2 separate regions of the Homo sapiens genome follow, and region 2 is linked to region 1. A link is a contact called in ENCODE Hi-C or POLR2A ChIA-PET data. All regions are on one chromosome and are shown on one strand. Each heading gives the region's core, a stretch centred on a gene start or an enhancer-like site at or near the end of the contact. The rest is flanking DNA. Distances are from core to core; before and after follow the strand shown. Region 1 has its middle 61 kb from the start of SC5D. Region 2 overlaps UBASH3B (ubiquitin associated and SH3 domain containing B).

Evidence for each region. A loop is a pair of places that touch in the nucleus more often than their neighbours do. ChIA-PET counts read pairs that join two places held with the same protein, here RNA polymerase II (POLR2A). Pooled maps may share reads with other maps.
Region 2: a map with no recorded cell type shows a loop between it and region 1 (4-fold over the local background). The contact joins two enhancer-like sites. A Hi-C loop is called at or near these places in 2 of 37 single-sample maps with no recorded cell type and 5 of 50 pooled maps. POLR2A ChIA-PET finds 5 or more read pairs at or near these places in 1 of 52 experiments (activated CD4-positive, alpha-beta T cell).

The regions. Positions count from the first base shown.
Region 1 is chr11:121,228,241-121,236,026 of GRCh38, forward strand. No RefSeq gene overlaps it. Among named protein-coding and RNA genes, the nearest start is that of SC5D, 61 kb to the right of the region's middle. Within about 2 kb of position 3,496, at least 2 of the 41 ENCODE cell types and tissues checked have a DNase peak (open chromatin) inside an H3K27ac peak, as active enhancers do.
Region 2 is chr11:122,736,460-122,744,245 of GRCh38, forward strand. The region is part of intron 1 of UBASH3B (ubiquitin associated and SH3 domain containing B); the gene reads left to right. Among named protein-coding and RNA genes, the nearest start is that of UBASH3B, 85 kb to the left of the region's middle. RefSeq lists an enhancer at 7,219-7,318. Within about 2 kb of position 5,177, at least 17 of the 41 ENCODE cell types and tissues checked have a DNase peak (open chromatin) inside an H3K27ac peak, as active enhancers do.

The DNA of each region.
Region 1 (7,786 bases), core at 2,246-4,745:
AAATCTTTTGGTTTTTTTAATGGGTTTTTGTCTTCTTATTATTGAGATGCAAGAGCTTTCTGTACATTCTAGATAAATCCTTTGTCAGATACATGTGTTGTAAGTTTTTTTAGTCCTGCTTTATGACTTTCCTTTTCATTTTTTAATGATGTTGTTCAAGAAGGTCTTAATTTTGATTAAGTTCACTTTATGAAATTTTTCCCTTACAGTTCATAGTTGTGTGTCTTATCCAAAAGTTCTTACCTACTCCAAAATTTCAATGGTTTTATTCTATGTTTTTTTTCTAGAAGTTTTGTAGTTTACACACTTATATTTTGGTCTATGATTTAATTTGAGTTGATTTTTGTGTATGATGTAAGGGCTGGAGTTCTTCTCAGTATAAATATCTAGTTATTCCAGCACATCTTGTTGAAAGGACTATCCTTTCCTTATTTAATTATCTTGTCTCCCATGTTAAAAATCAACTGATGATAAACGCTTGGGTCTATTTCTGGACTGTATTCTGTTCCATTGGTCTTTAAATTTTGACACCTTTTTTCCCCTTCCTTGCTTTCCACGATGCCATACTCTCCTGATTTTCTTCTTCAGCCATTTGTCAGTGTCTTTTTTTCTACATTCTTCTAATAATTGAGGTACCCAAGACTTAATTCTAAGCTTCCTTTCCTTTTTAAAATCTTACACACTATCCTTTCATCAAAGACCAGCAGGTATTAATTAGAAAAAAAGGAGTAGGAGGAGAAGTGGGGACACAGAAGGGATGGAGAGGGGAAAGATGTAAAATGACTTAGAATGTCCAGCAAGTGCAGGATCGGTGGGTGAGGGAGAACATGATACATGGAAATTAATGGAGTATAGCTGGAATCTGGACTGTGAAGGAGGAAACAGGCAAGAAGTAAAGTAAGGCAAAGTATATGGTTTCATGTAATATATAAGTATGCAGTCATTAAAATGAATTTTATAAAGAATAGTCATTGCAGAAAATTCAAATTATGTAGCATTTGAAAAACAAGATCTGTATGAATTACATAAAGTTTATATATTAATAGGAGCCTTTAAAAAAGGCTGAAAGATGTACCAAACTATTAACAGTAGTTATTCTTGAGTATTAAGATTGCAGATAACTTCATTTTTCTTGTTTTAGTTTTCTACATTTTCAATCTTTTTACAATTAGCCTTATTAAATCTGTAATGACATTTTTAAAAGCATGAAAAAAATGTGTCTTATTTTTAGAAGTGGTGCAAAGTTACTGTGAAGAATAACTAAGCTGTATGTTCCTTGTGTTATAAAGTTTGTGGCTTATGATTTTATTTATTTCTAGTTTCAGGTTCATTGTTTAGTAGCTCTTAGACATAGCAGATAAAGAAATAAAAATTGACGTCATCTGAAATAATCAGTTGGTTAAAAAAAGCAAGTTTCTGAGTAGAAAGAACATTTCCCTGGGAACATACAAATCACAGCACCCATATCTGATTCACACTAATATAGACCGCTGGGAATACTTCTTACAAAATCATGCTTTTAAAATACTTGTTTATACTTCCCAGGCTTCTGATATTATGGTGGAAATGAATGAGATAATATTTTGAAATTATCTGATCATTTAGTACAAGTATTCTACCTACATAAATACAAATTACTGTTATTTTTATTATTTTTTTCCGCACTCTAGAGTCCCAGGCCAGCTTTTGCAATTTTATATATAAATTTGCCCACAAACTGGTGAGCCAAATGGATAAAGCAAAGGCAGTCAGCCAGGCAAATTTGCATGTGGATTCTCTGAAGGACTCAGGGAGAATGTCGCCTTGCAGTTTCAGGGGCAAATTTATTTGTGTAGTACAGATGGTTGCCTCAAGAACCATTTATAACACAAATTGCTATTACAGTGTGCCATTCTCATTAACTTAGAACTAGATTAGTTTTGCCTGAGTTACAAATGGATAAAAAGTCTATTTATTTCACGCTTTTAATAATATATCTGTATATATCTTAAGCTGTATTTTAAAATATATCTACTTAAACTCAGGAAGTAAATAGGGATTTGCGAATGATTGTAACTCAAGCATCTACCTTCCTCTCTTGAGGGGGCACTTTCCTCTGGCATGTTGAGGGGTTGGTGCTGTGTTGTCTCCTGAGTCAGTTCTTGCTACAGTTGCCGTTTGAGCCTCTCTTCTGGTTTCTGCTTAATTCATATCTGCTCATTACTTAGAACTCTCAGACGAAACTCCCTTGATATAATGCTGTAATAGTCAAGAGAGTCTCAATGGAGATGTGCTCAGGTGGATTCAGTCTGGTGGAGACCATGGGAATCTCCTTAGAGAAAGCTTCTCTTGTGCCAAGTCTTGGAGGGCACAAGGGAATTGGCTAGGTAAATGAAAATGCCCTCTAGGGAGGGATAGCATGGTGTACTTACTAGTTCAGGCAAAAGGGTGAATCTGGAGCTGAGAGACAATAAATTGATACCTGGAGCAGTGCACTTGTACTTTCCATGCAAGCTGTTTGGGTAGCTGGAATTAAGAGGTCAAGTAAGGACATACAGGAGACGAATCTCTAGAAGTAACTAGATTACCATGTTAGGCTGTTTTTGCATCACTCTAAATAAATACCTGAGGCTGGGTAATTTATAAAGAAAGGGGGTTTAATTGGCTTATGGTTCTGCTGGCCATACAAGAAGCAAAGTACCAGGGTCTGCTCCTGGTGAGGGCATCAGGAAGCTTCCAGTCACAGTGAAAGGTGAAGCAGGAGCAGCCGCATCACATGGCAAGAGCTGAGAGCAAGAGAGAGAGAGCACGGAGAGATGCCACACACTTTCAAACAACCAGATCACATGTGTGGGAACTCGGAGCAAGCACTCACTCATTACCAAGAGGATGATGCTAAGCCATTCATAAAGGATCTGTCCCCATGATCCAATACCTCCCCTTAAACCCCAACTCCAACATTGGAGGTCATATTTCAACGTGAGATTTGGAGGGAACAAAAGTCAAAACTGTATCAATCATGAAGGATATTGATATTATAGGATAGGCAATGTTTGCAGAATTGAGTATGGTCTGCAATTACTTCCCTTTACTTCATATTTTTACTATTCTTTGCTGCCTGATTTGAACGTGTTTTCATCCTCCCACCCATCCCTTCTCTTGCCTGGTTTTTCTGCCACTGGTGATCTAGCAGTTTAGTTCTTTTTTTTTTTTCCAGCAAAAGAGCATCGATTTCTCAATAGCAATTTAGTTCTGTCTCATCTAGTTAACATATGCATTCTTAAATGCTTTCTATACTTGTCTCACATTCTCCTACCTTCAGCTCCTGACAACTGCCTGATTTGCTCTGTATTTCCAAAGCTAAATTAGTAAGAGAGGGAATTAGATAGTTTAGATAATTCCTTTCTTCTCTATCTAACAGAACTTTTCATGACAGCCCTATCATGAGCTACTAGCCTGACCTTGGATTGGCTGCCCTTGGGTCAGACTCCAGGCCTGGTGGTATCTGGCAGGAAGGGCAATTTCGATAAGGTCACAGAAATCACATGGACAGAATGTGCCTGCCAAAGGCTGTTCCTTCAGTCGGAACTGTAAGCAGGGCTTTTGCCCTTTGACCAGGCCAAGGGAAGCAGGCCTTGTCATGCAGGGGTTCAAGGTCCAGCTCCACCACTTACTAGCCTTGAGTAAGCTATTTAGTCTTGTTAGAGCACCAGATCTCAAAACTTTAAATTGAGAATGAAAAATACGTAACTTGCAGAATGAGTGTGAGAATTAGAGATCGTATATAAAATACCTGCTTCACGGCAATTACATGATAAATAGTAACAAACAAGGTGGGAGGGTCACTTGAGCCCAGGCGTTTGAGATCAACCTGGGCAACATAGTGAGACCCCATTTCTAACAAAATGTTTAAAAAATTAGCCTGGCGTGCTGGTCCATGCCTGTAGTCCCAGCTACTTGGGAAGCCGAGGAGTTTGATGCAGCAGTAAGCCATGATTATGTCACTGCACTCCAAAAAACAAAAGAAAGAAGCACAGAATGTTTAACCTAGTCTTAAAATGAGACTTTCCCTACCCATTGCCTCTATTGTTGAACATTTTAAGTTTATCCCAATTTTCCATTTTTATAATTAATGCTGCAGTAAACATTATCATGAATATAGTTCTCTCTTTTGAATTATTTTAAGATAAATCCTTAAGATATGCTTTACTAGAACAAAGGATATAAATATCTCTATGGATTTTAACGCATATTGTCAAAGAGGAATCCAAAATAAATTAATGAGTAATGCCAAAAAATGTTAAGAACTTGCCAGTTACCTTGAAGACATACCTGAATTAAATATTATGCTTGTTTTTTTTTCTTTTGGGTTTAGTAGATATAAATGAGATCTTGCTATGATTTGTTATTATGACTAACAATATTAGATTTTAAAATGGCTATTGATTTTCATTTTGTGTGACTGAACTGCTCATGTACTGCTTATTGATGAGGTTACAAAGTGTATACAATATGTGCATATATATGGAATACACACACATATATACACATATGTATGCACATATATACACACACATACATACACAAATATACATACATATACACACACACATATATATCTCACTTATGATTCTTATCTCATTATAAAATTTTTATGTTTAACTTCATATACTCATAGCTTTCCACTCCATCATAATATTTGAAATTTCTGTTTTTATGTCAGCACCACATTTAAAATGCATTCTAACATGGGAAAGGAATAGCTCTTTTTCCTTGCTCTGTTCTTCTTCTTTTTTAAAGATCATTTATTATTATTGCCTACCAATTTATTCAAAATTAATTTCAGAATTATTTTATGGATTCTATAAAATAATTAGGTGGGAATTTTTATTGATGTTGATTAATGCAATCCATCCATTAGAGAAACTATTTTACTTCTTTACCAGTATAGAAGAGATTTCTGAAATATTCTTTTCTGTATACCAATATAATTTCATAATTTATCTTATGTAGTCATGCAGACCCCGACCTAATTCATAATATATATCTTTACTTTATTAGAGTCTTTATTGTTACTATTAATTTAAGCTGATTTCTCAGTTTTTGTGACTACAAATAATGCCTTCTTGTTACAAAATTTTAATCTCAGATAATTAATTTTTGAAGTATAGTTTTAAAAGGAAAGAAAGAAAGAAAACAAAGAAAGGAAGTAAAGGGAGAGAGGGAGGAAGAAAGAAGGGGGAATGGAAGGGAAATTTCAACCAAACTCCACTGTTTTCTAACATCTATTTGAATCTGTTTATATCTTTGTAAAAGCTATTTATATATTTCTTCTTTAAATAAATTATGATTATTTTATATATATATATATATATATATATATATATATATATATATATATATATATACACACACATACCCTTCTAGGATTTTCCTGAATTTTATTACCTACAAATAACAATACTGTTTTATTTCTTTCAAGTAATAACTTCTTATAACATTTTGTTTCTTTATTGTATTATTAACTCTCAAAGCAATGTAATCAAAACAGTAACTGAGAAATGAGGGAATGGGAGTATACAGTTCCCTCTCTTTACATTTCCACTTTGTTCCTGGGGGAAGACACACTTCTATACCCCCTCATTACACTGGACCTACACTAGTATTTAATCTCATTGTTGATAGCTTGGAAGATTCATTGGTGCATGCTTGGCCAGTGGAAGAGGGCGCCTTATTAAAAGATGTGTTTCTGTGCATACATGCTCAAATCTAATTTCTCTGCCTAAAACTGAATGGTCTGCTCCGAAGAACTGACAAAGAATAAGAAAAGAGCAGGTCTCACAAAGGCCTCCTGTTTTTTGCTGAATTCTCCAACACAGCCCTACATTCTAATTTATATCACAGGCTTGCCTGCGATAATAAAGGAGTATTTTGTTTCCTGCAGCTTCCTAGACCCAAATGCTTAACACATTGATGCTTCCTATGGACCAAGCACCAATGTGTCTAGAAATGAGCACATGAGAATACAGAGCTGTGTGCGCAACTGCTTCTAGCCCACCTGGTGTCTCTGTGTGAAGTAGAAAATTCTCATGAAGACACTTGAGTGCTTTTTGTCCAGAATATATTTATCATTTATCTATGATACGTATTTATCATACCATTTCTATGATACGTATTTATTGTTTTTCTATGATAAATACAGTATGAATGGTGTGTGAAAGGAAATTAAATATTGAGGCCCCCAACTCATTAAGCCGAAGGGAAAAGTCAAACTGGGAACTGGGTCACACAAACCCGCCTCCCCCTTTTGGTTCCTAAATAAGATGGCTACAAGATGTAAAGCTACTTGCCTCCCCCCATTTGCCCTCAAGGAAATTCCTAGTGAGCTGCAAGATCTTTTAATGTATTTCTGTTAAAATTTCACCATGGCAATGTAAAATGATAGCTTATATTTATAGGTGGAGTCACCCCCAGCCCACCAGACACATATGCATATCTGATGTTCCCCTGCCCCATTTTGTCTATATTATCTTATGTAAAATGCAGATTCCCTGCAGTTTTCCTCTGCCTCATTTGTCTATGTCATCTTATGTAAAAAAATGTAGATTCACTGAGCCAGACAAAGGCATGAATGACTATTTTTCCCTACCTTCCTCTTACATGGAAATTGTGTACTTCTCAATATTCCGCTCTTTCCCCTTTAAATTTGGAGCCCTTAAAATCAACTTCAGAGAAAGGCATAGTCCTGTCTCCCGGGCGCACACGCTTATATCTTTGGCAAATAAACCTCCTAAAATGATTGAGACTTATCTTGTCATTTTTCTCAATTGACAGGTGTTTCTTAAAACTGTTCAATGCACAACCTGCAAACTGTATGTGGTGGCCTGGCTCGGAACGGAGATTGCAATCCATGCTGAAGCTGCAGTGAGTTCACTGAGTCAGGGGAGTGGCAGCTGATCTGAAATCTTAGTGGTAGCTGGAATCTACAGGTAGGGCTCCACAGACTCCGACTGTGATCACAAACATCATCAGATTCTTGTGAAAACTGATTGATTTGGATGCCAGAAAAGAGTTGCCTAATATCACAAACAGAGAAATCAGAGTTCTATTTCCTAGAGTAGGGATGGATATCCTGAGGACTTCAAAATTGCAGAGGTAGCTGCAGTTTTTGTCACAGTGCCATGGGAAAGGACAAAGCTATCTCCAGAGCCAGGAAGGCTCACCACAAACAGGCTTTTGTAAAATACAAGAACTGGGCATGGAGGTAGTAGGTGCAATTTTGGAAATGCAAAGTATTGGTAGTTAGGAAATGAATATAAATAGATACACACTGCACACACACACACACACACACACACACACACATATTTTTTCTTTTTCCATTTATTCTACTTATGAGCTAGAACTGTGGGACCAGTGCCTTTAAAGTGTTGTCTGAAGTAGCAGGATGATGAGAGGTGAATAAAGATTCTTTTGTGTAGTGAGAGTTAAGCAGGACTACAGTAATTAAAAAGAAAATTGGGGAGGGGGTTGTTAGTGAGGAATACACGGCAGATGTAACTGTTTCTCATGGAGCCCTTGAGGAGATATTGTTAGGAAATGCCAACAACTGTGGGATGGAATGAAAACCACCTTGGGGACATACATATCCAGGAACATGGTGGACTAGATAGCCAAAACATTCCTTCCAGTGCAAACATCTGGAAATACAAGATAAAATGTGATAATCATATTGATAAAAGTATAAATGACCTCATAGAAGGTCAAAGAAATTCTCATCATTCAAAACTAAAAGGGAGCTGGAAAT
Region 2 (7,786 bases), core at 3,927-6,426, 1.5 Mb after region 1:
ACAGATAAAACTCTAAATACTAATTCATGCAGAATGGAAAAAAAAGGGCTAGGGGAACACAGAGAGAATGCTGGGAGAATTCAGGAGTTTATGTAGAAGGTGGGGCTTTAGCGACGCTCTTCATTCTTACTGAGCATCTACCTCATGGCCTGTACTACACTTAGCACTGAGATCAACAGGCTAACACGCACACATGATGAGAAGGAAAACACACATCAAATAAGTAATTAACTACAAGCAGAATGCATGCTGGGAAAGAAATGCAGGGTGTCATGAGAATGTGTAACTGGGAGATTTAAGGATCGGGAAGCCAGGCGTGGTGGTTCACACCCGCAATCTCAGCTACTTGGGAGGCTGAGGAGAGAGGATCGCTTGAGCCCAGGAGTTTCAGTCCAGCTTGGGCAACATAGTGAGACCCTCTCTCAAAATGAAATGAAATGGAATGAAATGAAGAAATGAAAGGAAATAAAGGATCAAGGAAAGCAACATAGAAGATTTAAGCTAAGATTGAGAGGTGGGCAGAGATATTACTGTAGGGAAGGGAAAGAATGTTCCTGAAGAAAGAATGCATGCCCACTGCTCAGCTGTGAGAAAATGTGGCACGTTCAAGGAACTGAAAGAAATCTAATGTTGCCGGAAGAGGGTAGCCTAAAGTAAACCAGGGAAGGGCCAGAAAATAGAGCATACAGGCAAATTAGCCATGTTAAGGTTCTGGAACTTTACCCTAGAGGAAATAGGGAGCTACTGGGTTGTTTTAAGAAGAAGAGTGTATGATTATCATTGTATATTTGGAGAATAAATTGGAAAGGGCAAAACCGGAAGCAGGAGATTTGTTAAAGCTGCCGGAGTTGTCAAAGCGAGGGGTGATGGGGCTTAACACAGAGAGAAAACAAGGGATAAAAAAGAACCAGTGTCCAAGAAATTTAGGAGGCACACATGGACAGGACCTAATGATGAATTAGATAGGAGAGGTGAGAGAAAGAGAGAAGTCAAGGATGGATCTTAGGTGGATCTTAGCCTGTTGATCTCAGTGCTAAGTGTAGTACAGGCCGTGAGGTAGATGCTCAGTAAGAATGAGGAGCGTCGCTAAAGCCCCACCTTCTACATAAACTCCTGAATTCTCCCAGCATTCTCTCTGTGTTCCCCTAGCCCTTTTTTTTTTCATTCTGCATGAATGAAACTTGGGAAATTGCATGGATGCTCTGCCCTGAGCCAAGAGACTCTGGAGAGAAGCAAAATTGGCGGGGAAAAAGGTGAGTTCACTTTTTGAACACATGAGGTTTAGTGCAAGCAAGATATTCAAGTGGAGATTTCTAGTAAGGAATAGGTCAGGACGCCAGAGGGTTGAGCAGGAGAAACTGGAGGGACCTGGAGACTAAGGGCATCCTTAGCATGTAGAAGCTGGAGGTATGGCCCAGGGAAGAGCTGGGATTACCCGGAGAGAATGAGTAGAATGTATGGAGAAAGACTGGACAGATTCCTGAGGAATACTAGCAATTAAAGTGCCTGTAGAGAAGTCAGAGTTTACAAAGGAAACTGAGAATAAGCCACTAGAGAAAAGGGCAAAAGACAAACCAAAGGGGCATAATCAGGAAAGTAAAAGTAGAGAACAAAGGGAGGGCTCCTAATGGGAAATGCCGTTGAGAGGTCAAGAGACAAAAATCCCATTGAATAGAGTGTGGTGACTCAGATTCTCACTGTTACTTACTAAGTGACCTTAGACCAGTTATTTACACTGAGCCTCATCCATAAGTTGGAACGATTGCATTGTATTTAGATTGGTGTCTTAATACATGTGCAGTAAATCTTAGCCATTATTATTCAATGGCATGAATAACTATTAGGGACTTTGTTAGTGGGGAAGTGCCAAATTAGAGTGACTTTTAGCTGAAGGGGAAAGTGCAATTGAGCACTTGAGAGAGGCTGTTTAAATGCAAAGAAGCAGTTCCAGGGAGGAAGAGATAGAAGACAGAGGAGAAGACAGGCTTTCAGTGGGAATAAAGTAAAGCAACACAGAAGGACAGGCATGGCAAGAAGCCTGAGCCATGGGGTTACACAGCATGACAACAGATGTGGTCAAGTGCAATGGTCAGGAAGAGGCAGGAAGAGCTACGGTGGGAGTTGAGCCTGTAAAGAATGTTACATTCATCCAGGCACAGTGGCTCACGCCTGTAATCCTAGCACTTTGTGAGGCTGAGGTGGGCAGATCACCTGAAGTCAGGAGTTCGAGACCAGCCTGACCAACATGGAGAAACCCCGTCTCTACAAAAATACAAAATTAGCTGGGCGTGGTGGTGCATGCCTGTAATCACAGCTACTTGGGAGGCTGAGGCAGAAGAATTGCTTGAACTCAGGAGGAGGAGGTTGTGGTGAGCCGAGATCACACCATTGCACCCCAGCCTGGGCAACAAGAGTGAAACTCTGTCTCAAAAAAAAAAAAAAAAAGTTACGTTTATGAATTTGAATATTTGAATTTTGCTTTGTGTGGATATAAGGGAGCCATGGACAGTTGTACAGGAGTGGAAGGGTTTGTTTTGTTCTGCTTTGTTTTGTTTTTGAGACAAGGTCCCACTCTGTTGCTCAGGCTGGAGTGTGGTGGCACGATCACGGCTTACTGCAGCCTCAAATTACAGGGCTCAGGGATCCTCCTGCCTCAGCCTCCTGAGTAGCTGAGACTACAGCATGTGCCACCACACCCGGGTAATTTGTAAATTTTTTGTAGAGACAGGGTCTCACTACGATGCCCAGACTGAGGAGTGGAAAGTTTAACTCAACCTGTTTTAGAAAAATTATTCTAACAATAGAGAGAAGTATGGATTATAGAGGAGGAAGATTTAGAAAAGAGCTGTCCACAGTGTGTGGCTGGGGGAGGAATTTTAATAGAGAGCAAAAAAATCACTTGTAAGCATTTAACCTTGGCTAGGTCACTTAACCTCATCAAGACTCAATTTCTCCACTAATAAAATGGGAATAATAAGATTTCTCTCTGAGGTTCTTTTGGGCATTGCATTTTCTATCAAGTACCTACTATAGTGCTTGGCATACAGTATTCTTCTCACGCTCTATCCTCCTCCTGACAGCTCCATGCTGTTGGTGGGTATCCATGGTCGGGTATTGGAATGTCTTACTCTCCTCTGATTTTCAGGAGACATAAATTTTCTTCCTAACTTTGCAATACTGAAGGAAAAAACAGTCTTCTGAAAAGTTTCCTTCCAAGTGCAGGGCTAAATTTTCATCTCTGCTCACTCTCTGATTTGACAAATTGGCATAGCTCATTTGCTGTGTACCAAATTGTCTTGATGCAAGAGTTTTTACATTTGGGGCTGGGCAGTGGTTCAAAAGTATCACTTTCCCATTAAGCTTTATGGGATTTACCTACAAGATGGATAACACATCCTTCAGACAGATGGCACAGCCCTGAAGCCATTGCCTAATTTCTTCTTCAGTGTTCTCCTTTTATCCTGTCTTCTATGATAGCTGATTTCCTTACATTCATGTCCACCCAGAAATAACTAGTTTCTAGAAAAGCTGTAATATGGATTGTATTTCTGTAAAGCCATATGTTCCATACGTCCTGACATCCTCGCAGATGCCATTTGATTCCATTTTGTCATATTCATTTAATAAATATTGAGTGTCTGCTTGGTGCCTGGCATCTGCAGTGCAAAGAGGAATAATATTCAGTTCTACACGCTGAAGGATCCCATATTTTGTGGCAAAGCAAGATCTAAAGACATAATTTAAGTAGACTGTGAATAGGTTAATTTGGAGCTACTAACTGGCTATCATGCAGGTGGGAATTGGGAGGTCACAAGAAACTTTCAGCAAATCTGGCATTTGAACTGCACCTTGAATTGTGAACTGAATCTTCCCAGGTGAAGAAAAGGGGATGGGCTTTCCTGACATGTTTCCTGATGAAAGAGCATGTACTTGAAAGAGAATGGCTGGCTCTGTAAAGGGTGAACCGTGTGTTGTCCCAGGATTAGGATGCCAGCAGCTGTTTACTGAAAGCACAATATGTGTTGTGTGCATGGTGCTAAGTACTTGTTTTATTTCACTTGATGCACACGGCAACCATATGAGGCAGTCCTATTATTATTCCCATTGTACATGGGATATCACTGATGCTTAGAGAGGTTGGATAACTTGCCCATAACAGAGTGATAAGCTATAATTTGAATATAAACCATCCTGTACACTCCTGAGTCTGTACTTGCAAGCGACCCTGCCATACCAGATGTGTGCAGGCCATCTGTGTACATGTGTGTGGGGCAAGGGGGCAAGCTGAAGGCAGAAAGGTCAGTTGAGGCCAGCTTTGAGATACTGAACACCAAGATAGAGGTTGTTGTAGACAAACATCTCTGCATGTTCATTTTTTATAAAAATTCACTATATTACTTTTAAAGTGAAACAGAACCCACTCTTTAGAGCATTTTTTAGCAAAAGTCCTGCTTTAGTGGGACATAATGTGTACATAAAATGGGGACTGAGGTTAGTAATCTAATTAAAAACAAATCGTTCGCAGGGATTTTGATTCCTTCTTACTTCAAAGCGCATATTAACATATAAATGAATTCTGTCCTCAAGGTAAGCCCCAATTACGTAAAAGTATTTCCAGGTTATTCGCTCTTTTCACCTTAAAAATGACAAAGTTTATTTTTTATATAAAAATTGAGGAATTCAGAACTTAACCTCTCAGCTAGTTTGAGGACTAAAGCTGTGATGTGATTCAGATTTTATAAGATCTTCACAGAATAAAATATTCAATTTACTCTCAGTTCATAGAATATTTTCATGTTCGGCTCTTTTCCTTCATAATGAATTTTAAAAATTTTCAATTGGATCTTAAATGAGATGTATCCCCGAAGTGTTTCAAACAGCAGAAACAAACCCAAACCCACAAAGACATAAATCAACAAAAATAGCACTCTTTGCATTGGCTGTTTACCAATAAATGAACATTCGGGTTCGTGTTAGAACTCAGTGAATGAGCAAAACCGGAGGTTGTGTTTGCTTCCTTTCAAGCCCGTCTCTTTAAGATCTAAGTCAGTTCACATAGTGGTCAGTGAACATCCCACTCCAGAGGAACTGCGTGAGTGATCGAATACTCCAAGCCTGAAATCCTCGCGGGTCTCCTGGTGGGAAGGCCGAGACATTTGCGTTATGAGGCCCCGTGATGCTTTGCTTGGGAGAGCACAGACCTGTAAGCAGCAAGGCATCCAGCTGCTCCTCTTCCCTCCCATAAGGCCCTCACGACAGCCAGGCCCCAGAAACGTGAACTTTCTGAACTTGGGTGGCCAGGCTGCTTCAGAGCCTCTTCTGGAGTCAGCAACCCTCCTTTGCTCTTCCCCCCTCCCTCCCACGGGTTCTGCTTCCTGGACCCTTCTGCTGACCAAGGAAACCAGCCTTGAGCAATTCCTAAGTATTTCACTCAACCCCAAGCAGTCCAACCCCGCTAGGAGGACTCCCCTCTCCTTTTGCCAGATCTCTTCTGGAAACTGGCTCACTCTCACTACTCATGAGATGAGATTTAGCCTCTCTGGTCTGATGGTGGAGCAGAATCCTGAGGACCCCTCCCTACCTCCTCACAAAACTAGCACAGCGGCAACGAAATCTGGAGTTGGACACAGTCCAAGGTCTTCTCAGGGATCCGCTTCCTCCAGGAAGATTCTTCCTCACTTGTCAGTCAGCGAGACTGCCTTGGTCTTAACCTCTGACCTCAGGGATTATTCAAGCCTGGAAGGGTCGGGAGAACCTTTTTAGAAAAGGGTGGGACTTGGAGAAAAAGAGATTTGGACAGTATTGCAGACAGGAGAAGCAAACCGAGCCAAGAAGTGCAAGAAACCATCCTAAGTACAGGAGTCTCTCGTTTCAGTCTTGAAGATCTCCAGGAAAGGAAATTCCAGGGCTTCCCCTGAGTCTAACCCATCCTTTTTCCTATGACCTCTGATGCTCCATTTTATGGGTCCCGGCTGTTAAATATGTAAAACCTAAAAGGAAGAGGGCCAGGAAAAGGAGACCATGGTCTGCTACAGAAGTGCTAGCCTGGCGGAAAAAGCCAGTCTGGGCTTGTTTTGCGGTCCACTCTTGTCTCCTTTCAGCCACACGTGTGACATCACTAGGCCTTCTCTTAGGCTAGTTTGGGAGGGCGGCCTGCCGACATCCCCACTCTCCCCTCCAGAACCCCCTTGGTCAGGAATATAGCACGAAGGGTTCCCTCTCAGCTGCCTGGCATTGAGGCCATTTTCCTTTGCAAGGGCACTACTGTGGGAAAATGTTTTAAATCACTTTTCTCAGAGAAAGGGAAAAACTGAAGTTCCGGAGATGTCATTCACCCCCAGAAATGTCATACTATGACTTCCCCTTAACCTTTTTCTCTGTGTGTTGTGGAAATCTGTTCCAAGCCACTCCAGCAATTCAATTATGTAAATGGAGTGACCCCACCTCCTGAACACCGCCTGAGCTTGAGCCTGGCCGGCTAGAGTTTTTTGTGTGTGTGGTGTGTGAGAAATGGGATAGAGTGAGTGCCTCCATGGCCCACCTGGCCCTGGGTGCCCCCTCCCTGTGGCAGCTCTCTGTTCCTCCTCTCTTTAGTCTTCTCTCCTTTCAGCGTCCTTGTTGCCATCAGTTTTTGCTGTGGCCGTTCTGAGGTACCTGAAGAGCCAGAGTGGGAGATAGGAGTTATGACAGCCTTGAAAATGGAAAGTTGGGATCAGAAAGTCTACTTCTGGGACCCTGGAACAAGTGACTTAATCTCTCTCTCTCTCTCTCTTTGAGGCAGGGTCTTGCTATGTTGCCCAGGCTGGAGTGCAGTGGCATGATCACAGCTCACTGCAACCTCCAACTCCAGGGCTCATGTGATCCTCCCACTCAGCCTCTCAAGTAGCTGGGACTACAGGCATGCACTACCATGCCTAGCTAATTTTTTTACTTCTTGTACAGTTGGGGGTCTCGCTATGTTGCTCAAGCTAGTCTCAAACTTCTGGGCTCAAGTGACCCTCCTGCTTCGGCTTCCAGAGTTTCGGGATTACAGGAATGAACCCATTCCTGGCTGACTGATTAAGTCCCATGCCTGGCTGACTTAATCTCTTGCCTTCAGCTTCCTCATCTGTAAAATGGGTATACTATTAGCCTCATGAAGCTGTCTTGAGGATTGAAAGAGATGCTAATTATGAAAAAACTGTAGAACACAAAGTGCTGCAAGGATGTGAATATTCGAAAGCAGGTCCCTGGTCTCTTTCACTTTGGAGTGGGGTTGGGGTACGGCACAAAGCAGAATGTTTCCATTGCAAAGGAGCGTGATGGAGTAAGCGGCAGAGGGCCTGAGGGGCAAGGTGGCGTGGCAGGCACGAGTAAGTCTAGCAGGGCTCTTGGAAGAAGCAGTTTCCAAAGGAGAGGGCCCCATATTGGCAGGCAGGAAGGTGCAGGGTGCTCCCTTCTTCCTCACAGAAAACCCCTGGCGAGGAAGAGGTGTGATTTGATCAGGGTGGCTGCATCAGACAGGCGTTCAGTACCTTTCCCACCAGAGCTGGTGCTGCTCAGGAGCTGAGCCAAGTCAGGGCCTCATGCAGCCCAGCTCTCCTGCCTGTGAGGGAGACCCAGGCGTCAGTGAGATGTCCCTTTTGAATCCAGCCCATGCACCTGGGCCCCTTTACAGCGGTTCTCACTTCACCAGCACCTCCCCTTCCCACGCAGGCTTCCTGTTTTGAAACCACCAATAGATGGAAAATGTGAGTACTGCCGCTTGAATGGCTCAGGCTGTGTGTGTGTCTGGGTGTGTGAGGTT